3 separate regions of the Homo sapiens genome follow, and regions 1 and 3 are each linked to region 2. Evidence: chromatin loops called from intact Hi-C (ENCODE). Cell type or tissue: PC-9. All regions are shown on one strand.

Region 1 (8,000 bases), 150 kb before region 2:
ATGGCTTGTAGGTCAGGCAAGGATCTTAGGATGCAGCTTCTTGACCTTGGACCAAAGGATCACAGCTTCATCTGGTATTACAGGGGAGTTAGAGATAGGACGTTAAGCCTGACAATATTGTCTGCTTTCAAATTGCTAGACATACTGGATTTAAGACTACAGAAGGCCAGGAGCAATGGCTCACGCCTGTAATCCCAGCACTTTGGGAGGCCAAGGCAGGTGGATCACCTAAGGTCAGGAGTTTGAGACCTGCCTGGCCAGTATGGCAAAACCCCATCTCTACTAAAAATACAAAAAAATTAGCCTGGTGTGGTGGCACATGCCTGTAGTTCCAGCTGCTTGGGAAGCTGAGGCAGGAGAATCACTTGAACCCGGGAGGCAGAGGTTGCAGTGAGCCAAGATCACGCCACTGCACTCCAGCCTGGGTAACAGAGCGAGATGCCATCTCAAAAAAAAAAAAGACTACAGAAAGAGTTGTGGCCGGAGTGTGTGTGCCTTGACCATGGGTTCAAAAAAACTGCATATTACATCTATTCAAGTTGACTTTGGATTTGGTATTTACCTGAATTCTAATGATGCCTTTAGATTTCAGATACCCACATTGAGTCTTCACCCTTGGAAAGATGGTAAGTTTTATTTTACAAAATTAATAAAAACAAATGAGTCTATTAAAAAGGTAACATGCTACCTTCTTGGGATAAGAGAAAGAAGCATTTTAAGGAAATTCTTGCAGACAAAAAGATTCTGGGTAATTTACAAAACCTATGCCTGCAACTTTAAGATCAGTCATAGTATTAAGTAGTAAAAAAGGCTTTGAAAAGTCATACTTTAGTTTGTGTCAGAATGAGGAAAGATGGATTGTTTAAACTGAAGAAGAAAAAGCTATTCTTAAAAGAAACATTAAAATTTTGTAATCTAGACAGATATTAAGGGGAAAATTAGATCTTAAAGGCCATAATAGATTGAAATAAAATGGAAAGTCGATCTGCCCAGGTTTAACTCCTCTTAAAGAAGCATCAGAAGAAAAGAGGGTTCTCTTAGCTCTTAAGAGGTTTGAAACAGTCGACAGAGCTCAAGAGAATTTCAGAGGAAGGGAGATAAATTATTGGAGCATATTGAAGTTTCTCCACGACAGAGTATCAGGATCCAAGTTCCTAAGAAGAGGTGTCTTCAAAAACATGCTGATGGAAGAATCATAGCAACAGCCACTAGGAACCTCTGCTTAAAGATTGGGACAGCCCTTTAGCTACAGAAAATCTAGGCAGACTTAAAAGGACAAGATCTGGAAGACTAGCACAAAACAAAAACACATTTAAAAAGTAAGTTTTAAAGTGACATGGCCATTGGAAGTAGAGATAAAGTATTGCCTGTACTTTTAGGTGTAATGATACCTACAAATGCCTCTGCATACCAGACAAAAGCAATCTGTGGGTCCCCATTGACATTTTTGCAACCCTGGGATTAAGTCAGAAATACAATATTCTAGATCCTGTCAAGTTTTGCTGTTATTTTAACTAAAACATAGTTTTAGGCTCACAAAAGAAGAATATCTATTTTCTCATTATAAAAATAATGTTGGCTGGGTGTGGTGGCTCACACCCATAATCCCGACACTTTGGGAGGCCGAGGCACGAGGATGGCTTGAGCCCAGGAGTTTAAGACCAGCCTGAGCAACATAGTGAGACCCCCATCTTAAATCAGTCAGGTGTAGTAGTACATACCTGTGGTCCCAGCTGCTCAGAAGGCTGGGCAGGGGGATTGCTTGAGCCCAAGAAGTCGAAGTTGCAGTGAGCTGTGATGGTGCCACTGCACTCTGACCTGGGCAGCAGAGCAAGAAAGAACCTGTCTCAAAATTATTAATAATAATAATGCCAAACTTTAGATAGTAAGCATTCACTTGCCCTTAAAAGATAACAAATAATGAGTTCTATAAACAAGAAACTGTGATTGTAAAACTAACAAATAGCCCACCTTTATGGGGAATCAGAGGATTCAGAGAAACTGAATAGATCTGTTAGGAAAAATAAACCTGATTTGGGCTTTATTGAAACACCAAATAAAATAAGCATGTCTATGGAACAAAAGCACTCTCAGCAAATGTTTTCCCAAGGTGAAAAATTCTAAACAGGAAATTTATCAGTTTCTGAGAGTTGAAATGTTTAACCTCAGGCATCTTTTAGAGAAAGCAAAATTTACATGAATAGTACAGGAACAGCTGGTGGGTCTCCTGACCACTACTTTCACTCCCCATGTGCATTTCTCTTAAAAGTGTCCTAGGTTATTATCTATGACCAAACCGAAGAAGTCATTCGTTTATTCTTTTATTCATGAATCTATCACAAGTCTAATGAATAAGGCCCACTTATATAGTCTACCAGTGGAGGGAGGCAAATAACTGGTGATTATGGTATAACCTCTGGTGGGTCCATAAATAGACTAGATCTGAGGTTCCTAGAAACTTAATAGTGGTGCTGCAGCCAGTTACAACCGTGGTCAAATACTGGGGTGTACCTTTTAAGCAATCCTCACATGTTGAGCATTAGTTACTATTAATATGTTGTTCCCTGGGAGATCTATAAATGGCACCCTACACACATGAGAGTAGCAGTTGGTACTAGTGAAGAGTAAATATCTTTTGATTTTTCCTTTCATGTTTCAGCTGTTGCAAAAATAACAATCATCAACTAGTGGCAAACCACAGTTGACATGTGGGAAATCAAAAGGGAACCTGCCAAGATAATCTTTGTTCTCTTGTTCAGTCCACAACTACTGGGCAATATATTCAAAAAAGGATGCATGAGATACTACACAGACAGGAGAGGACCTCTGAGCCAGCATGAACCCAATCCATCAGGGCTGCCCCTGGGCTTTGCCTCATGTGCCATCTCCAAATCAGCTGTAATATGTTTTCTTACCAGCAACATCAGTCCTGAAATTCTTAACCTGACCTGCCCACAAAGGCACCTGTTTAGACCCTTCTGGTTTCTCTCTCTGTGGACTTGCCTCAACATTTACCCCTGTCACCCTGCACTTCTAATCTGGCTCTTCTTTGGATGCCCCTCCCTGGCCACAGCTCTGTCTTGGGCCAGTCCTCTGTGGGGGCTCTCAGATTTCTGGAACCCTCACTTTCAGCATAGCCCCCTGCAGAAATGATTGAACACTGGGTCAGAAGCATAGCCTAGTAGATAGAATAGATTTCCTAATCCTATGGAGGAAAAACAGGCAAAATAAGTAACTTACAGAAGACAAATTGACTTTTTATCAGACAATAAATATTACCGGCAGCACCACATAATTGTGAACTCATTTGCAAAAGCAAAACAGTTGACAAGCACCAGCATGGATTATAGCTCTGATGTTTTTCCACAGATATATTTGGACTATTACGTTATGTTCACTTTTTTAAAAGATTCTGCCAAATTATAGTATAGACAAGACATTAATGTCTAATATTAGAAGATATAGCCAAGGGAATAAGTGGTAATAAAATTTGATAGCATGTTTATTACTGATGCAAAGAAACACTTGTGTTTATTCCAGAAATTTCTCCACATGGTTGTGATACAGCTGCTTTATGGGGCTGTATTCAATGATGATTGCAACATATGCTGGAAGCAGCCTGCCTGCCATAGAGACAATATCAGCTTTACAGTTAAATGAACCCATGTTTGATTTCATCTTAGCAACTGCAGAGCTTCGTGACCTTGAGCAAGCTCCTTAGCCTTGCTGGTATTTAGCTGAGTCATACATCGATGCTTTTGCCATCTTCATAAAATCCTTGTATTAAAGTTACCCCTTTAAAACACTGAACTCTGATCTTTTTTTTCTCTTCACAGTCACATTTGTAATTATAGCTTGTTTAGTGTTTATTTTTTTTACTATGTTACAAATTCCATAATATCAGGAACTATGCATGTGTATATCACCAAGGTATATCCAACACCTAGAATGTATAGAACCCCTAATATATCATTTAAATAAATACATGAATACCTAAGCATGAAAAAGATTATAATTTGGTAATTTAGCATAGGTAGAAAGATGATTCCCTCAAACAAATCCTGGGGGTACTTTGTCTCTGGGATGGATATATACATGGGATTTAATACTGTTGACCAATTTGGGGAAGTTCATTGGCAGGGTCAGACTAATGTCATACTCAATGTAAACCTCTCAGAATACACCAGAGATAGAAATTTATACTTAAACTCCAGCATGCCCCAGATATGACTCATCAGTGGGCTTTATTTTAATATTTCCTCTTTGGCTAAATTGCAGCCCCTATCCTAATCTTTGGTCATTATTTGCAGGCACATAAGCCTTTTTGATCTAAGTGCTGAAAGACCACATTAATGAGACTACACGCTTCTTGGGTTTTTAATTATTTATCAATTTATGATGTGAGAAAATCTCTCAAAGATAGAAGATAGAAACCTACATAACATTGAGTAGGAGGGCCTTGAATCGTGGGTTTAAATCCTAGCACATCTATTTGCTAGCAGATGGACAGTTAACTTCTCTAAACCATAGTTTTCACATCTGTAAAATGAAGATAAAATCAATACCACTTCATAGCAATGTCATGAGAAATAAATAAAATAATGCCTATAAAGTCCTTAACCTGATACCTGGCACCTGCAATAAATATTAGCTATTTATTATTATTGATTCTTTTTTCCCTATACTGAAGGTAACCTTCTTTAAAATATTTTAAAATTAATACTCAGTCATCAAACAATTGTTGAGTGGCTGCTATACAAACAAAGTCTAGGATGTAGAAAATACTAAAACACTTTTTAAAAGAGTAAAATTCCTATTACGTGAATTAATAAAATTGGCAATGAAGTATAACAGGTGAAATTCCATTCAAGGCTATATCACCTATAAAGCTATTCCAAAATAGAAACAATTTTTAAGTAAGACTTTAATATATCTTCAGGTTATTTTATCTCAACTTTCTAAATTAAAGCCACTTTGAAAATATAAGAAGTGTTTATATTTTGCTACTATGCCTAAATTTTGAGAAATCTATAAAAATAACCCTTTTTTGATATATTTTCATTAACCTGATACATGGCACCTGCAATAAATATTAGCTATTTATTACTATTGATTCTCTTTTCCTTATACTGAAAGTAACCTTCTTTAAAATATTTTAAAATTAACACTCAGTCATCAAACAATTGTTGAGTGGCTACTATACAAGCAAAGTCCAGGATGTAGAAAATATTAAAACACTTTTTAAAAGAGTAAAATTCCTATTGTGTGAATAAAATTGGCAATGAAGTATAACAGGTGAAATTCCATTCAAAGTCTATATCACCTAAAAACTATTCCAAAATAGAAAATATTCCAAAATTCAAATTTTTAAATAAGACTTTAATATAGCTTCAGGTTATTTTATCTTGACTTTCTAAAGAAAAGCCACTTTGAAAATGTGAGAAGTGTTTACATTTTGCTACAATGCTTAAATTTTGAGGAATCTATAAAAAGAACCCTTTTTTCATATATTCTCATTATTTTACCAAGCAGATTTTTCTCTACTGTACTTAGGTGCTTTTTTTTTTTTTTTTTTTTTTTTGGCATTTTGGACGTGTTTCCTAAGTTGTCCAGCTGCTATTTAGGCTTTCATATTTTTTATTGTACAGAAAGAAAAACGGACAAAACACAGAAAAGTAAAAGAAATAACTTTAGAATGTCCATTTGCCTACTTTTTTTCTGTTTTCAGTAGCAAAGTATTCTGGGTAAATAGAAATCGCTAGTGCCAACATATTCCATTTTCCACTCTTGACAAACATACACAGAATCTCTAATATGTACCAGGCCCTGTGCCAGTACTTAACAAGGACAAATGACTCCTTTCTCAATGAAGGCAGTAGAGAGATTAGCTAAAAGAAAAGGTTCTAGAATCAGACTGACCAGGTACAGACACTCAGTGACTGTGACTTGTAAAGCTTCTTCACAGAGACTGTCCATGGACTTAGGGATCAGGCAGAACCGAGTTACAATTCCAGAGTTTCCATTTAATGGAAAGATCTGAAATATATAATCAGCATTTCTGAGTCTCTGTTTTCTCACTTTTAAAATAAGGGTCAACAATCTCATTTTGAAAACTGTGAAGCTGAAATGCAATACACATCTGCAATGTGTTAGCTCAGTGCCTAGGTCATGTAATGCTATGCTAGGTCCCTTCTGTATCTGTGCCTTTTCTTCCAGACATACCTTTGGAAAAAATATAAATAATTGGGTAAAAAATAAATTTCAGTCAGAAATTAGGGGTTACTGCTGGCATATACCGTTCTTTTGAAAGGACAGAATGTATTGCTGTGACTAAAAGTCACAAACATAGGCTGAGAACTCACAATCAAAATCTCTGATAGTAGTTGTTGGTGAGAAATTTAGGATTTTATCAGCACCATAGACTCAATGACTCAAGAAAGCAAAAAAGATGATTAGTTATATACCATCCTGCAAAATGCCATGTAGTACTTGTTACAGCAAGAGTTGAATGTTGGTTTCAAACAGATCAAATTGTTCACCATCTGTTCATAGAAAGATAAAGCCCCTCTTCCTGTAAAATAGATCAACAAGGATTCGAAGAAAAAATAATTGTCTCAAATTTCAGCATCAAGTGACTGTCCTTATGTAACCAAAAATTACACACAGGGAACAAATAAAAGATCAGCCAGTAAAATAGAACAATATAAATTTTGAAATCCCTTTCTGCATATCTTGGAAACATTTCACTTGTGTTTTATGGAAGACTGTAAAGTAACAGTGAAAAACATATTTAATAGAGTGCCAGATAGTTCAAGTTTTACTATTTTAAGACTTCAATCTTCAACATGCTGTTTTTATACTGTTTATCCAAACTTTAAAATCTTTTCAGGCCTTAATTGCTTTTGTACTATGCATATAGAATTAAATTTCTGTATAATATTTTATATACTTATATTTTAAATATAAGTAATCAACTTATATTTTAAATATAAGTAATCAACTTATATTTAAAAACAGTAAACAATTAGAAAGCAAAAGACAAAACCCAGAGAATCTAAAAAAATCTACAGTCTATTAGAATTAACAGTAAATTTGGCAAAAATACTTTGATACAAGATAAATACCAAATCAATTTTATTCTAAGGAAAAAAGTAGAAAATTAAATTCCATAAATTATATAATTCAATATAATTCATCAAAACACAAGCACCGAGAAATCAGTCCAACAGATGTGTAATATCATTACACTGAAAAGTACAAGGCATTTCTTAGAGGAAGTAAAGAACACCTAAATAAATAGAAGGATATATAAATTCATGGTTATGAAGACTCATGTTGGAATGAAGTAAATTATCCTCAAATTAATCTAGAGACTCTAAGAAGTTCCAATCAAAATCCTCAGCTAGTTATTTTTAGTTGACAAGCTGATTCTAATATTTATGTAAAAATGCAAAGAGCCAAAAGTATCAAGGACAGTCTTGAAGATAAATATCTAAGTGTAATTTAAAAGACTTATCACATGTCAGGAATTGCAATAAAGCTACAGTAATTAAGTAATTAAGATAGGGTGTTATCAGTGCAAAGACAGACAAAAATACTAGTGAAACAATATTCTAGAAGCAGACAAATATATAAGTATTTGTTTTAAATCAAATAATGTATTACAGAGCAATGAGAGAAGGATGGTCTTTTCAAAAAATATATGCTGGATCAATTGTATCCCCATATGGAAAAATTCATTTTGATGCCTAACTTACAATATGCACAAAAATAAATACCATAAAGATCATTGATGTAAATGTGAAAGGAAAAATAATAATGGTTTTGAAAGAAAATGATGAGACTATATTCATGACTTGGGGATAGACTGTTTTCTTGAACAGGAAACAAAAAGCATTTACCAAAAAGAAAAAAATTATAAATTAGATTATGTTAAAATTAAGAAATTTTGTCCATTAAATGATTCCATTCAAAGATTGGAAAGGTAACACAAAGAATGG
Region 2 (8,000 bases):
AATGTGATTCTATATCTACAAAATGCCACAGTCTTTGCCCAAAAGCTCCTTGAGCTGATAAACAAATTCAGCAAAGTCTCAGGATACAAAATAATGTACAAAAATCAGTAGCATTCCTGCATAACAACAACATCCAAGCCAAGAGAAAAATCAGGGACACAATTCCATTTACAATTGCCACAAAAAGAATAAAATACCTAGGAATACAGCTAACCAGGGATGTTAAAGACCTCTACAATGAGAATTACAAAACACTGCTGAAAGAAATCAGAGATGACACAAACAAATGGAAGAACATTCCATGCTCATGGATAGGGAGAATCAATATCATTAAAATGGCCATACTACCCAAAGCAATTTGCAGATTCAATGCTATTTATCACACTACCAAAAGCATTCTCACAGAACTAAAAAAAAACTAAAGTTCATATGGAACCAAAAAACAGCCCAAATAGCCAAGGCAATACTAATCAAAAAGCTGAAGGCATCATGTTACCCGACTTCAAACTATACTACAGGGCTATAGTAACCAAAACAGCATGGTACTGATACAAAAACAGACACATAGACAAATGGAACAAAATAGAGAGTCCAGAAATAATGTCACACACCTATCACTAGCTGATCTTTGGCAAAGCTGACAAAAACAAGCAATAAGGAAAGGACTCCTTATTCAGTAAATGGTGCTTGGTTAACTGGCTAGCCATATGCAGAACATCAAAACTAGACAACTTTCTTACACCATACACAAAAATTAACTCAAGATGGATTAAAGACTTAAATGTAAAACCCAGTGGAAGAAAATCTAGGCAATATCATTCCAGACATAGGCACAGGCAAAGATTTCATGACAAAGATGCCAAAAGCAGTTGCAATAAAAGCAAAAATTAACAAATGGGATCTAATTAAACTAAAGATCTTCTGCACAGCAAAGGAAACTATCAAAAGAGTAAACAGACAACCTATGGAATGGAAGAAAATTTTTGCAAACTATGCTTCTGACAAAGGTCTAATATCCAGAATCTACAAGGAACTTAAACAAATTTAGAGGCAAAAACAAAATAACCCCATTAAAAAGTGGGCAAATAATATGAACAGACACTTTTAAAAAGAAGACATAAATTGGCCAACAAGCATATTAAAAAATGTTCAGCACCACTAACGCTTAGGCAAAACCACAATGAGATACCATCTTACACCCGTAAGTATGGCTCTTTAAAAAAAAAAAATCAAAAAGTAACAGATGCTGGAGGTTGAAGAGAAAAGGGAATGTTTAAACACTGCTGGTGGGAGTGTAATGTAGTTCAGCCATTGTAGAAAGCAGTGTGGCAATTCTGCAAAGAACGTAAAACAGAATCCCAGCGTCTCATTACTGGGTATTTACCCAGAGGAATATAAACCATTCTACCATAAAGAAAAATACATGTGTATGTTCACTGAAGCACTCTTCACAGCAGCAAAGAAATGGAATAAACATAAATGCCCATCAATGGTAGACTGGATAAAGAAAATGTGGTACACATACACCATGGAATACTCTGAAGCCATAGAAAAGAATGAGATCGGGGCCGGGCGCAGTGGCTCATGCCTGTAATCCCAGCACTTTGGGAGGCCAAGGCGGGCAAACTGCCTGAGGTCAGGAGTTCAAGATCAGCCTGGCCAACATGGTGAAACCCCGTCTCTACTGAAAATACAAAACTTAGCTGGGTGTGGTAGCGGGCACCTGTAATCCCAGCTACTCAGGAGGCTGAGGCAGGAGAATCACTTGAACCTGGGAGAGAGGTTGCAGTGAGCCAAGATCGTGCCACTGCACTCCAGCCTGGGTGACAGAGCGAGACTCCATCTCAAAAAAAAACAGAAAAGAAAAGGAAAGAAAAGAAAAGGAAAGAAAAAAGAAAAGAAAAGAAAAGAATGAAATCATTGTCCTTTGCAGCAATATGGTTGGAGCTGGAGACCATTATCCTTAGCAAACTAACGCAGAAACAGAAAACCAAATACCGCGTGTTCTCACTTATAAGTGGGAGCTAAATAACAAGAACACATGGATACAAAGAGGGGAACAACAGACACTGGGGCCTACTTTAGGGTAGAGGGTGGGAGGAGAAAGAGGACCAGGAAAAATACCTATCTGGTACTATGCTTAGTACCTGGGTGATGAAATAATCTGTACACCAAACCCCTGTGACACGAGTTTACCTATATAACAAACCTGCATATGCACCCCTAAACCTAAAACAAAAGTTAAAGGAAAAATGAATACATAAATAATAAAAAAGAAAAATATGCCACTTTCTTCTGGCCTCCGTGGTTTCTGATGAGAAATCCTTTGTCCTTTGAATTGTTTCTCCTTTTTTTTTTTCTATAGGTAAAGGTTTCATTTGTGTCTGGCTTCTTCAATACTTTATTTGTCTTTAGTTTTCATAAGTTTAATTATAATATATCTTGAAATGGATTTTGTTGAATTTCTTCTTGGGGTTCTCTCAGTTTCTCAAACCTGAAGGTTTATGTCTCTTGATAAATTTGGTAAGTTATCAGCCATAGTTTTCTTGAGTACTTTGTTAGCCCCATCCTATTTATCCACTCCTTTCAGGATTCTGATGATGTGAATGTTAATCTTTTGTTATAACCCCACAGGTCTCTGAGGCTCTGTCCATTTTATTCCATCTACTTTCTCTTTACTCTTCAGGTTGGGTAATTTCTATTATTATAACTTTCAGTACACCGATTCTTCCCTGGCATTTTCCATCTGCTATTTAAACCATCCATGGAGCTTTTTATTTCAGGTTTTGTATTTTTTCAGATTGTGGAAGACAAAGCAACTCTATCTTAAATGCTAACCTGCCATGTTGACTTCCAATCAATCCCTGTTCTGGAAATGCCCCTAAGATTTCTACTTTATCTAGTTGCCATAAATCCTGCCTTCAGGTCAAAACAATCTTGGCAATAAATCCTGCCCTTAGGCAGATCCACATAGCACTGTTGTCTTTCCCTGGAGGTCAGCTTTAACTATCCTACACATTCCTTCCATACAAAATATAAGCCCTAGTTCTGTGGGATAATGGCATGGGGACCCACCATCTTGTCTCACCATTGCCCACGACTATGACTTCTGTTCCTAAATCCCCATCAAATGTTTCTTTCTCAGAAACTGAATTTCTCAGCCTCTTTCTTGTGCCCCTCACCTTCCTTGGCATTTAGGGATAGGTTTGCATAGACCTGCCCACTGCATAACATGTGGCGAACTCTCTAGGAGCTGAGAGACCAAGAAATGGGGAAAGGAAATGAAGTATCTGTGTGGGAAATCCCAGGGTGGCCAGCCACTTCTATGTGGAGTGGTGTGACTCGCCTTTTAGACACTTGTACATGACTACAGGGATGCCCAGAAAATGCTGGCAGATTTAGAGTGATTATTAACTGATAGCCATCTATCAGACATCTTATCGCACTGTGGTGAAGAAGGGCAGAGAGCGGCTGCTGCAGTGAGTTGGCTGCTTCTGAAGGCTGCCCATTTGTTGACAAAAACCCAGCTAGCAGCAGAAGCAAAAGTAAAACAGCTTAAGTAGAAAGTACAATTAGGAAAAATATTTTTAAGAGCTCTATAGTCCAAAGTTGACTTAATTAGTAATATTTAGGCTGTATATGTATATGTACGTGTGTGTATATATATGAGAGAGTGAGAACAGAGCCCTTAAAACAAAACATATATGTCAAGTAAAACAATTCACTTGACCAAATTCTGTTTCTCTATTTACTTCTGTCTGTCCCTCCTTCCTCTTGACACCCTCCATCCACATAAAAGAACCTACAAAAATTTCTAATAGCCTGGGATCCTTTAAGGAAAACAGAAAAGATACCACAGAATCCTCTTTCGGAAGGATTCTCTGCTTTCCCTCTTGGAATCCCAAGAGTTAGAAGCAAAGAGATTCCTCTCAGGTCTAAAACTCTGCTTTCTTTTGTTTTGCATTACTAATCTCTTTGGCTTTTGGAGGTATTAGAGGTTACTTTGTACCCTGAGAGGACTTGACCTTGGTGTGTGAGTAATGACTGATGAGTCACCGGAGAGAACTGCAGTGTTAGAGGCGGCTGATGGCAGTTGTTTACAGTAAATAGTTATTACTACAGGGGGGCTGCTCATTTATTTGCACATTTAGATAAGAAAAGTATGGTTTGGGCATCCAGAGGCTATGGAAACATGTCCCACTGAGGGATAGGAGTCCATGGGGGATGGGCTGATCACAGAGTGAGCTGATTGCTGTCAGGCTGCCCACCAGCCTCAGGTGAATGCCATTGCAGTGAGGATGCCATGGAAGCATTGCACTGTCAAGTCTCTTGGCATTTTCCTTTTGGAGAATCAAGATTCAGTGTAAAAATGGGCTCCTTGATTGAGGGGCATCTAAGTGTTCTGACATGTTTATATATGTTATATGCATGTGATACATCATTACCAAAATATGTGAAAGAGCTCTAATTAATTACCTTAAAGAAAAAGTAAATGCTTAAATCACATATTTTATCAGAAAAATTGAACCTAACTCAAATGCCTTTTAGTTCACACGCCTTTACTAATCTTTGGTAATTAAAGATAGTTTTAAAATTATTTGTAAAATAAAATTGCAATTAATATATGTAATTTAAACTACTAGATCTAAGAGACACCATTCTACATACAGACTCTACAAAGAAAGTAAGATTTTTTTTTGGTGAAGAAGGTTATGAAAAAAATGAGGATGCGGTTTTTGCTAAAGGAAAAGTAATTTTGTCCAGTTTATAAAATGGTGGGGAATGAGGACCTTTGATTCCTTAGTGGCTACATAGTCACCCAAGGTATGGAGCTGCAATTGTGCTTTGCTCAGTTGCTAAAGGTAAAAGTTACCAGTGGAATTTAGAGATGGATCCAACTCTTAGGGAATTGTTTCCTTGGATCCATAAGGAATGCAAACTAATAAGAAAAACTGAAATATTCAATCTCTTTTTTATTGTTATCTATAATAGCTAAAATGAAATTAAATGAGAGAGTGCTGGGTTTGACCTTGTTGCTAAACCAAGGTGGGATTTCAGTGAGTTTGAGCTTCCTTTACTAGCCTCAAAGCTGATCCCCCCAGAGCAAAATTATGCGGGAACAACAGAAAGTACCTCTGAGACCTGCAGTTACCAAGAAGGCAGCCAGTGTAGTGGAAGAACAAAACCAAGTAACTATTGAAGCCAGAGGGTATAGTGCTAGAGCAAATGAATTGTTCCACTTTGTAGATTGGTATCATCAGCTTCCTGAAGAACCTTTACTAAAATCAATTATGAGAGTAACTAATTTAGGGGTAGTATCTTTGCTTTTAAATCCTTCAGAGCGGAAGAGCATGTTTGGGTTGATGCAGGACCAGCAGCTCACTGTTGAACAATCAAAGACAGCTTAATGTGGTACAGACACAGGAGGCTATTCCCAAGGGAATAGCCAGCCTGCAGGACTGGATAAATGCCACTGTAAGGTTTGTTTACCCTGAGAAGGGTCTGCCTGACTCCACCTATAAATGCCAAGCGGAAAACCCCAGATGAAGTAGCTGAAATGCTTCCTATGCAATTCATGTGAGACTGCCTTCATGATGACTGGGATATTCGCCTACTGAATATGCCCATTACCCAAGTCACGGTAAATGCTATGGTTAAGGGGGCCCTATTTTCACGAGCACTTCATATAATCTTGTTACTACAAAACCAAAAGACTATCAGAAAAGCCTTGTCAAATTTTTTGTCTCAGCTTCCTCTTGTGGATGTTACAGATCCTAATAAATACATTAGGTTAATTAACAAGAGAATTAGGAAAGGCAAAAGGGAAAGTCAAATAACTCATCACAGCAAGGTGGAAATCTTTAGATGGTTGTTACAAAATGGAACAAATAAAATAGGAGTTGATGGGTTTAAAACAAAGGTCTTAATACAACATTATGGAAGGTTGGGTGGACCACAGGAAGCCCCTGCTCATCCCCTAACACTATAGGGCCCCAAACTAGTTTTCTGTATTTACCCCAGACTGGAGAATTAAAAAAAAAAAAAAAAAATCAGAAGGCAAAGAATACAATGAGAAAGCTGACCAACAATTGCTTGGGGGCAAATGTTGACGTAGATTAATCAAGGTAAAAATTGACAAAAGAGCCCGAGTTCCCTGGCTGAACCACATCTGGGAACCCAAAGACTTTTTTACAAGCGCCAGTAAATGGTCTGGTAGTGAAGAAGTGAAGTTCCTAAGACTAGAATATAAAAATGTAAGAGCTGCCGGGCGCAGTGGCTCACGCCTGTAATCCCAGCACTTTGGGAGGCCGAGGCGGGTGGATCACGAGGTCAGGAGATCAAGACCAGCCTGGCGAACACGGTGAAACCCCGTCTGTACTAAAAATGCAAAAAATTAGCCGGGCGTGGTGGCGGGCGCCTGTAGTCCCAGCTACTCGGGAGGCTGAGGCAGGAGAATGGCGTGAACCCGGGAGGCGGAGCTTGCAGTGAGTTGAGATTGCGCCACTGCACTCCAGCCTGGGAGACAGCGAGACTCCGTCCCAAAAAAAAAAAAAAAAGTAAGAGCTGAAGAGCTGATAGGCTTATGGAAGTTGGAATATTTAAGCAGGCTTTATGTATAGTAGTTTTGTCTCTTTTATCTAAATATTTTATGAGAATGAACATTGTGTCTAACTGGGAAATATTTCTCCTACCTAGTACTGCAGAACAGAGGGCATGTAAACCCTTCTTTTGAGCAATATTAATTGTACTGCTAAATGGGAACCTGTAAGATTTCCCAAGCCCACAAAGCATAGAGTAGAAGCTGCAGTGCTGGTAGGAACAAATTCTCCACCTGATAGCCCTTTGTGCAGTGTTTATTGGGGCTTATGAGAAAAACTTGTAAGCCCTTTTCAACAATGACTACTGGCACTTTGGACTAGAGAATTTCCACTTGAGGGGAATTAACTGCCTTGTTATGAGATGTTAATTAAAGCTACCCCGTGACTGAAGATATAAAAGATCCTGACACCTGAAATACCCATGTTATCTCAGATGATGTCATAGAAACCTCTAATGGGGATAGCAGTACCCAGAAGAGTTTCATAATAAAATGGAAATGATTTATATAGGATCACGCTGAAGAGGCTATGTTGTCTCAGGTATAAACCTGGGGTTCGTTGTCATGCACCAGAAAAGTTAGAACACAGACACACATGAGGAGTTTAGGAGTGGAGGTTTAATAGGAAGAAGAGAAGAGAATGAGAAACAGCTCTCTCCACAGAGAGAGGGATCTTCAAGTGGAAAAGACCAGCTGGTGGCAAATGCCTGGAATTTTATAGCATAGTTTGAGGAGGTGGTGTCTAATTTACATAGGGCTTATAGATTGGTTCAATCAGGTATGACGTTTACATAGCACGGTGAAGGTGGGTTGCCCTACCCTGAACTTATTATGCAAATGGGCTTTCCGGTTGATTGCTGCCATGTTGTCTGTTCTTTACAGTACACGTGGCTGGCAAAGAGAAGGGAAGATGGAGCCACCATCTTGAACATGTCTAGTCCCTAGTTCCTGCTGGCATTCACCTGTGCAAGCTCTCAGCTTGCTTGTCTATGTCTGCAGCTTGACTTTACAGGCTCCTCTTTGCTAGAAAATGATTTGGGGCTGCTTTTCATTAAAAAGAAAAGCCTTACTGAGTGCTCCCATACCCTTACTATCTGCCTAAGTGATTTCTTCTTAACTCCTATATCAATGCTACCTGGCAAGAGCAAAGAAGAGATACTCACAAACAGGGAGCCTCTTTTTCTCCCTGCTTGTGTCTAGTACCAAGATGAACAGACAACATCCTAATTGGAAGGCTACTACTCTGATTAAAGAGGAGTCAAGAAAACCTTGTTTTCTTTTGAGCTATTTAGAGTTTACAATGATTGAGTGAAGGATACTTTTGTGAGCAAAATTTACCTTTCTCTCGACCTGAGTTCTCCAAAATTTGGAAACTATTCATGAGTATTCTTCTGTCATGGCA
Region 3 (8,000 bases), 210 kb before region 2:
TGCTTTATTTTTTGTTTCTAGAGTTAGTAGTAGGTTACGATATTCCTGTCTTTTCTGTTGATACTGTTTATAAGTACTTCGTTGACTTTAGGTTTTAAGCACTCTAGAGCTTATAAAATGATGTAAGTGGTGGGGTAGAGGATGCATGTGGGTGTGGCTACTTCCAGTAGAACATGCACAGAAGGCATCTCTGATGATGTGACATTTGAGCTATGAACTACAGATTGAGAATGAGCTGGCCATATGCAGAGAGAGAGGGGACAGGGAATGCAAAGACCTCAAAGGTCTTTTCTGTCTGAGCAACAGAAAAACCCCAGCATAGCTGAGCAATCTGTGTCTATGTGGAGAAATTGGCAGAGATCTGCTCTAAAGGAAGCCTCAATCACCACAGTTCTTGTACCTGGACTATTAGAGTGGCCTCTATCACAAGTGACCCACTGTCATGAACCCAGGGACCTACTAGCACAGAGTGCAGTCTGTGGTATGAAAAAAAATTTGACTTCAAAATCAGAGCCAAAGGAAGTACAAAGCAAGATTTGTTGATTCTTTATGAGATCACATGGACACAGGAAGGGGAACATCACACTCTGGGGACTGTTGTGGGGTGGGGGGAGGGGGGAGGGATAGCATTGGGAGATATACCTAATGCTAGATGACGAGTTAGTGGGTGTAGCGCACCAGCATGGCACATGTATACGTATGTAACTAACCTGCACAATGTGCACATGTACCCTAAAACTTAAAGTATAATAATAAAAAAAAAAACATACACACCCACAAAAAAATGAGAGAATATTTTTCCCAGTTAATGCAATAAGATGCATGCCATATCACATCACTCCATGAGAAATAATTTAGAATGAGAAACAAAAAGGGTACCCACACTGGCATTTACAGGAAAATTCTCCATAACAACTTTTGTTAACAAGTGCATTATAGAAACTTACTATGAAATATAGCGTAATTGAATACTTCTAAGAAATACAAAAACTATAATCTTTCTTGGTGGAAAGGTAAATAGGATTGTATAGCAAAGCACTCTGATGCTTGTAGCTATGCATAATTGACATGTGTGAAAAGGTGTCAGTGTGTGTGGTGTGTGTGTTATGAGAGTGTGTGTAGGTATAGGTGTGTTTCATAGACATCTCAGAAGAAACTTCCACAAGGTCTCACTAATCTGTTCCCTAGCTTTTGAATTCTATCAGCCAGAGACTCTTTGCAGTGTGCAGCTGATATCACTCATCAAGCTAGAACCCAGCAATGAATTTGTTTAATTAAGGTGAGAACATTGTGTGCAATGGTCATGCTTAATCTCATAAATCAAAGGACTACTCATGATACTCTTTAGATTTTAAAGCAGAGTGTTTTCTCCAAGAACAGTGGCTAAACATAGACTAAATACCGATGGGAGAGTGACGAAACCCTGTCCGGAGTGCATTAGGAGTGGTAAATTGTACTGTTCCAAAGCAAGTTTTCTTGGGAACACAACAGGGACCCTGAAACTGGATTTCCAGGCCTCTCAGGCAGGGTCAACCCTTTTGATTGAATCACTTTTGAGCGGGATCTTCAGAGTGAGTAATGCTGAACATAAACCTGGAGCTCAGGGAGATGTACAGTCAGTTAAGGCAGGAATCAAGTTAGGTGTGAGGAACAAGCCCACATGTTGAGTTTAAGATGGACTAGCAAGACACGTTGACAGAAGCTATGACTAACAGCCCATATGAGGACTGTTTTCTTATCTGTTTGTTTATTTTGGCTGTGATGGTTAGTATTAGGTGTCAACTTGATTGGATTGAAAGATGCCTAAATAGCTGGTAAAGTATTGTTTCTGGGTGTGTCTGTGAGAGCGTTGCCAGAGAAGATTAACGTTTGAGCCAGTGGATGGGGGGAGGATCCACCTTCAATGTGAGCGGGCACCATCCAATCAGCTGTCAGTGAAGCTAGAACAAAGCAAGCAGAAGACGGTGGGATAAACGGGCTCGCTGAGTCTTCTGGCTTTCATCTTTCTCCTGTGTTGGATGCTTCCATCTGTTCCTCCTGCCCTTGGATGTCAGACTCCAGGTTCTTCGGCCTTCGGACTCTTGGACTTACACGAGTTGTCTGCCAGGTGTTCTCAGACCTTCAGCCACAGACAGAGGCTACACTGTCAGTTTCCCTATTTTTGAGGTTTTTGGATTTGGACTGAACCACTACTGGCTTCTTTCTTCCTCAACTTGCATACTGCCTGTAGTGGGACTTCGCCTTGTGGTCATGTGAGCCAATTCTCCTTAATAAACTCCCTTTCATATATACGTGTATCCTATTAGTTCTGTCCCCCTGGAGAACCCTGACTAACACATTGGCATATTGTATGTTTAGGGTATAGGTCTGCCAAGTTATGAGGGCCATGTAGTAACACATAGCAGATGTTGCCCTAAAAATTTAGGATATCAAAAGCCTGATAATTTCTCAATATCTGCTAATATAAAACATAATACTCATATACAGTTTTTAAAATTATAGTCATAGTCAACTTCTGAAAATAGTACCCACTACCTCCAGGTCCCATACTAGGCTATGGAGGTGCTCAGTTTTCTCAGCCTCTGTGATTACGATAGGACACCTGGCCCTACTCACACCAGTGAAAGTCCTTGAGCTGGATCTCTGGGAAAGGGGGAGAGGGACCTTTGAAATACAAAGCCAAGACTATCAGAAGCTCCTGTTATTCTTGGGAGACATTTCTACTGGAGAAGCAAACGAGACCTTCACAGAGCAAAGAAGAGAAATGAAAGATAGAAAAGGAGAATGAGAATTACTGGAGCATTTCAGCCCTGGAACAGGCCATTCCTGAGATCATTTGCAACATGCCAACATTAGTTACACAAACCAATAATTGTGCTATTTTACTTGTTTCTTTGCTTGAGTTTTCCTGAAATCAGAGCCTGAGATAAGGGCTCCCAGGTATTTTAATTGGAAAGTAATCCCAGGGAACAGGAGTGCAGGATAAGAGGTGGAGTGGGGAAGGAGAGGAAGGGGTAAAATTAGGATGCAGAATGAACCTGGCCTCCTCTATAGGAAACAGCCCATGCTCAATCCAGCCAAGAGCTTCTGAGTCACCTTATTAAGTGTTTTGCCAGACTGCCCACCTCTGAGCAGAAAGCAGGAAGCATTTATCCATTGGCTTCCTTCTCCATTGGTCAAGGGGTAGCCCCACCAGGCATTAATTTCCCTGGACTCCAAGTTGCACATGCAAGAGTATAGACATGGGCATCCCACACCATAGAGTTAAAGGAGCTTCAGGGCTAGAAGAGAGCATGCAGGTCACCAGAGGTGAGGCACCTTCTGAATGCACCTGGGTGAAATTGTCAGGCTCATGAAAACTGAAATAAGGGTAAATAACTTTGCAGTGACTCATGAGAGGTATCTGACAACCTTTGCAAACATAGGCCTCCTGGCCAATACAGTATGTGAACTTCTAGTTATTGTCAAAAAATTTATAACTAAAATAATTTAGTTTTCTTCAAATGCTGATCACAGAAAGAATCAATAGATTTCTGGCCTGGTGTATTACCATGTGTTAACATCCTTAAAACATTTATCTCCTGTCAACAGTTTCTTAAAGTAAAGAGAAAACAGACATTTGCACTCATTCTTGTAGGAGAAACATAATCTAGCTATTTTCTGTGCTGGACTGCAGTCTCTGCCCGCTAAGAATCAGACCTTGAGGATAGAAAAGAAATTACAAAAAAAAAAAAAAAAAACTGATATTGAACCCTGTACTTTTCCTAAGAAAACTCCTGCTTATATTGGCATTTTTCAAATTTTCAATTGGGAAATTTAGAGTTAGGAAATTATATTTCTGCTATTCTTTTAATATTAATGGACTACTTTATAAGCATGGAAAAAATTCGGACACAATGACATTTTAATAACTCATTTATATTTGATATTAGCTTACATTAAATTAGTGTAACAGCCATCATTACAAGTCAATCAGACCCTATCCAGTTATGAAAAATCTCAGTAATCTTCATAAATAATATGTACATAGGCATTATATATGTATGTATATATGTATATAGACATTTATGTAAAACATATTTATATGCATACATGTAGGTTTGTTTGTTTGTGTAAAATGTATGCAATATAAACCAAATGTCTTATCAGCCTTTGACAATAAATGCATATGTGAATTTCAATAGGCATCATTTTGATTTTATCTGCCAACCATAGCTGAGAGTCTCATTCCCCCAGAGACTACTGCACAGTTTTTAAACATGTTTTGCTTTTCAGTATATTTTCACTTTTTAACCTAATTCTTACTGGGCTCAATTGTCTACACATTGGGGATATAATGCCAGCTGCTCTCATGCTCTTAAGAAGGACCTTACTACTTTGTCCCAAGAACCTCCATGTGTTGGTCAGGCTTTTTCCTCAGTTCTCCATAGGACAGGATTTTTATTTTGAAGTTATGGAAAGGTCAAGGATGTAGAAAGGCAAATTCTATCCAGAGAATAATTTCTTCCATTTTCACCTAATAATACATCCCTTGGAGACCTTCTGCAATTAACATATTAAAATTTACTTGATTACTTTCCAGTTACTATATATGCACAGGGCATAGTTGCACATATGGAGCTGCTTCATTCATTTAAAAAGTACTGCCTTGCTACTAAATTGTATAGCATCATCATAATTGATTTAGTTTGTCACGTAATGATTGACATTAGATTACTTTAAGCTATTGCAAATAGCACTGCAATAAATGCCCTCTGTATACACAACTCTGTGTGTAAGATAAAGTTCTAGAAAGGCTATTGCCATGGCAGGATATGATTCGTGTGTGTGTGTGTGTATGACAGTTATATCAAAATCCCATCCAGAAATATTGTACCAGGTTATCCCCCACAAAGTTATTGTTACACATGGAGTAATACCTTAATACCTTTTGACATTTTCACAGTGTGATTAAAACTTAAATAGTAAAACTACAAAATAATAAAATGAAAATTCAACAGTTTGAGTGACTGGTAGAAGTGCTGAGATCTAACTGACAGCTATTGTCAGTTCAGATAAGATTTGGCTGACAAATTTGATGCCAAGTTTATGAAAACAACTTTTTCATGATATTCTGGGTCCTTTTAGATGGCTCTAATGGAGCTGAAGTCCACACAAGGGCTGTTCCTCTTTAAGTTCACCTGTACTCCTAGGGTACTGTTCATAGGACTCACATCCCAAAGTGGCAAGTGCTTTACCATGTTTCACCCTTTGGTAGGTCCTTGTCTTAGTCTGTTTGTGTTGCTATAACAAAATAACCAAGATGGGGCAATTTATAAAGAACAGAAATTTATTCTCTCTGGAGGCTGAGAAGTCCAAGAATAAGGCACCAGCAACTGGTGAGGGTGTTCTTACTGCATCCTCATATGGTGGAAGGCAAAAGGGAATGAACTTTGTGGGCTCACATTGCAGGAGAGTGGAAGAAAGAGAACCCGCTCTCAAAGCCCTTTTTATAGTGGTATTCATCCATTCATGAGGGTGGTGCACTCATGATCTAGACACCTCCCATTAGGCCCCACTTTCTAACACTGTTGCACTGGGGATTAAGTGTTCAACACATGAATGCTAGGGACACATTCAACCACAGCAGCCCTGGACTCTGACTTCTATTCTCTAAGTCACATGAAGTCACTAAATGCACACCATAGCCTCTCACTCACTTGGATCAGCAAACTCCCTTTGTTTAGAAGCAGCACTGAATTCTCTGTTTCCATCTTTCTTGAGTATCAGGTTAGAATTTTTCGCTGTCTCTTAGCACATTACATATAAATGTTTTTTAAAGTTTTGCCCAGCTTTCATTTTTTTTCCATGGGATATGGTTGAATTAACTAGTTTTTCATTACCATGTCCCCAAACTTTTCTTTAAAAAAGCATTTTCTAAATACTTGGTGTCTCTGGTACATAGAAAATAATTGGGATTTGCTTTGTAATCCAAATGTAAAATATTTTTCTGGTAATTAGTGACTAAAGCTCATTGATATGTGCTAATATGCATATCATGTCAACAAATATCTTAATTTTTACTTTTTTCTATATATGACATATATTAAAGTACTTTTATTATGTGTTCTGTTTTCTTTTTCAGTTTTATTACTTCTGATATTTAGAAGTTTGTACTTTTTGTTATTTATGTAGATATATTTAAAATTTTATTATTATTGTCCTCTTTATTAATTTAATAGCTACTAATTTCTGAGTATTAGCAACAATAAAGTCAACTTACATATATTATGCCTCCTCTTGTCCCTCTCCTCTACCAATCAATATTCAGATAGTGGGATGCTCATAATTCTAGTTGTTGATTCATTATTTACCACTATTTTAAGATTTGTTTTTTGATCACTGTACATCCTACATAGGTTTTAAAGTAAGTTACCATTGGAAGTTTTAGTAAATACATTTGATAATTCTTTGAAAAGAATTATAAAAACTACTGAAAGAAATGGTAGAAAAATCTAAGTAATTGTATATCTGTTGAAAACATTGAATTTTATTATTTACCACATGTAAGTAGTACATTTAGATTCCCATCTAATAGAGGGAGGAAATCAGAACACTTATTTGGCTCTCTCACTTATAAACCTGGTTATTTGTGGGAAGTCAGCTCTAGTCCAATTGTCACTGTTTTAAACTTTTATATTTTCTTTACCTTTGATATTCTATAGTTTCGATGTGATGTGTTTAGGTGTGGGCATTTTTATGTTTATCCTGTTGCTTGGAATTTATGCTTCTAGGATTTGTGGTTTTATCACTTTTGTCTGGAAAAGTTTCAGCCCATAGCTCTTCAAATATTGGCTCTTCCTTATTCTCTTTCTGTTCCCCTTTTGGAACTTGAGTTTCTTGTACACTTATTGTGTCCTTGATACCTTTGATTTTCTAATCTAAATTTAATTTTATTTTTTCTGTCTTTTATTATTTATTTCTTAAATTCAATTATATATATTAGTTCTCTTTGGTTCTTTTCAAACATGCTATTTAAAAAAAATTTATTTTTCACATTAATATTTTAACTTGGCTTTTACTATTTGAACTTGGCAAATATAAATATCCAACAAACAAATAGGAATCAACAGATAAATGAGGAGACAAGATACTATGTATGAAAAACAGCAAAAAGAAGGCTGTGAAACATTGTCCTGGAACTCATAGCCAGTTCCATAAGGCAAGAAAAATAAATAAAAGGCATAAATATTAAAAAGAAAGAAGCAAATGTTTTCAGGGAAGATATGATTTTAAACATAGAAAACACTATGGAATCATTGTAGGTTTGTTTATTAATCTCTATACATTCTACAGAGATTCAACAGTATAATAAAAAGTTAGTACTAGGTGTTTTGTGAATATATTTGACAATTCCTTGAAAAGCACCCTTATTAAAATGACTAAAAGAAATGATAACAAAATCTAAATAACCTTATATCTATTGAAAACATTGAATTTGTAATAATATAAAATTTTCCTATGATGCTTCATAGGGGAGTTCTATCAATAGTTAAGGCAGAAATAAAACCAATCTTATAGCAAACTCTTTCAAGAAATGAAGGGAGGCCAGGTGCCGTGGCTCACACTTGTAATCCCAGCACTTTGGGAGGCTGAGGCGGGAGGATCATGAGGTCAGGAGATTGAGACCATCCTGGCTAACATGGTGAAACCCCGTCTCTACTAAAAATACAAAAAAATTAGCCAGGTGTGTTGGCGGGTGCCTGTAGTCCCAGCTACTCTGGAGGCTGAGGCAGGAGAATGGCCTGCGGAGCTTGCAGTAAGCCTAGATAGCGCCACTGCAGTCCAGCCTGGGTGAAAGATCGAGATTCCGTCTCAAAAAAAAAAAAAAAAGAAATGAAGGGGAACATTTCCCAAACTCATTTTATGAAGACTGAACAGCCTTAATACTAAAATCTGACCCCAAAATTCCAAAAATAATAAGAATAATATTAAGGCCAGTGAATAGAAACACAAAATTC

Evidence for each region. Hi-C counts contacts between places; a loop is a spot of excess contacts. Peaks named below come from ENCODE experiments on the same cell type or tissue, not always from the same donor. Only the 100,000 strongest peaks of a DNase experiment are listed, where the experiment ranks them.
Region 1: it touches region 2 in a loop (3-fold over the local background); 3 of 110 quality-filtered maps call a loop at or near these places.
Region 3: it touches region 2 in a loop (2.8-fold over the local background); 3 of 110 quality-filtered maps call a loop at or near these places.

What each region holds. Positions count from the first base shown.
Region 1 is chr3:36,208,819-36,216,818 of GRCh38, forward strand. No RefSeq gene overlaps it. Among named protein-coding and RNA genes, the nearest start is that of STAC, 170 kb to the right of the region's middle. In PC-9, no CTCF peak of the experiment used is centred here; no DNase peak of the experiment used is centred here.
Region 2 is chr3:36,359,018-36,367,017 of GRCh38, forward strand. All of the region lies in intron 2 of LOC124906227 (a long non-coding RNA gene), which reads right to left. Among named protein-coding and RNA genes, the nearest start is that of STAC, 17 kb to the right of the region's middle. In PC-9, no CTCF peak of the experiment used is centred here; DNase peaks (open chromatin) are centred at 3,384 and 4,054; H3K4me3 peaks cover 580 bases; H3K27ac peaks cover 2,096 bases.
Region 3 is chr3:36,146,423-36,154,422 of GRCh38, forward strand. No RefSeq gene overlaps it. Among named protein-coding and RNA genes, the nearest start is that of STAC, 230 kb to the right of the region's middle. In PC-9, no CTCF peak of the experiment used is centred here; DNase peaks (open chromatin) are centred at 1,709 and 3,269; H3K27ac peaks cover 1,398 bases.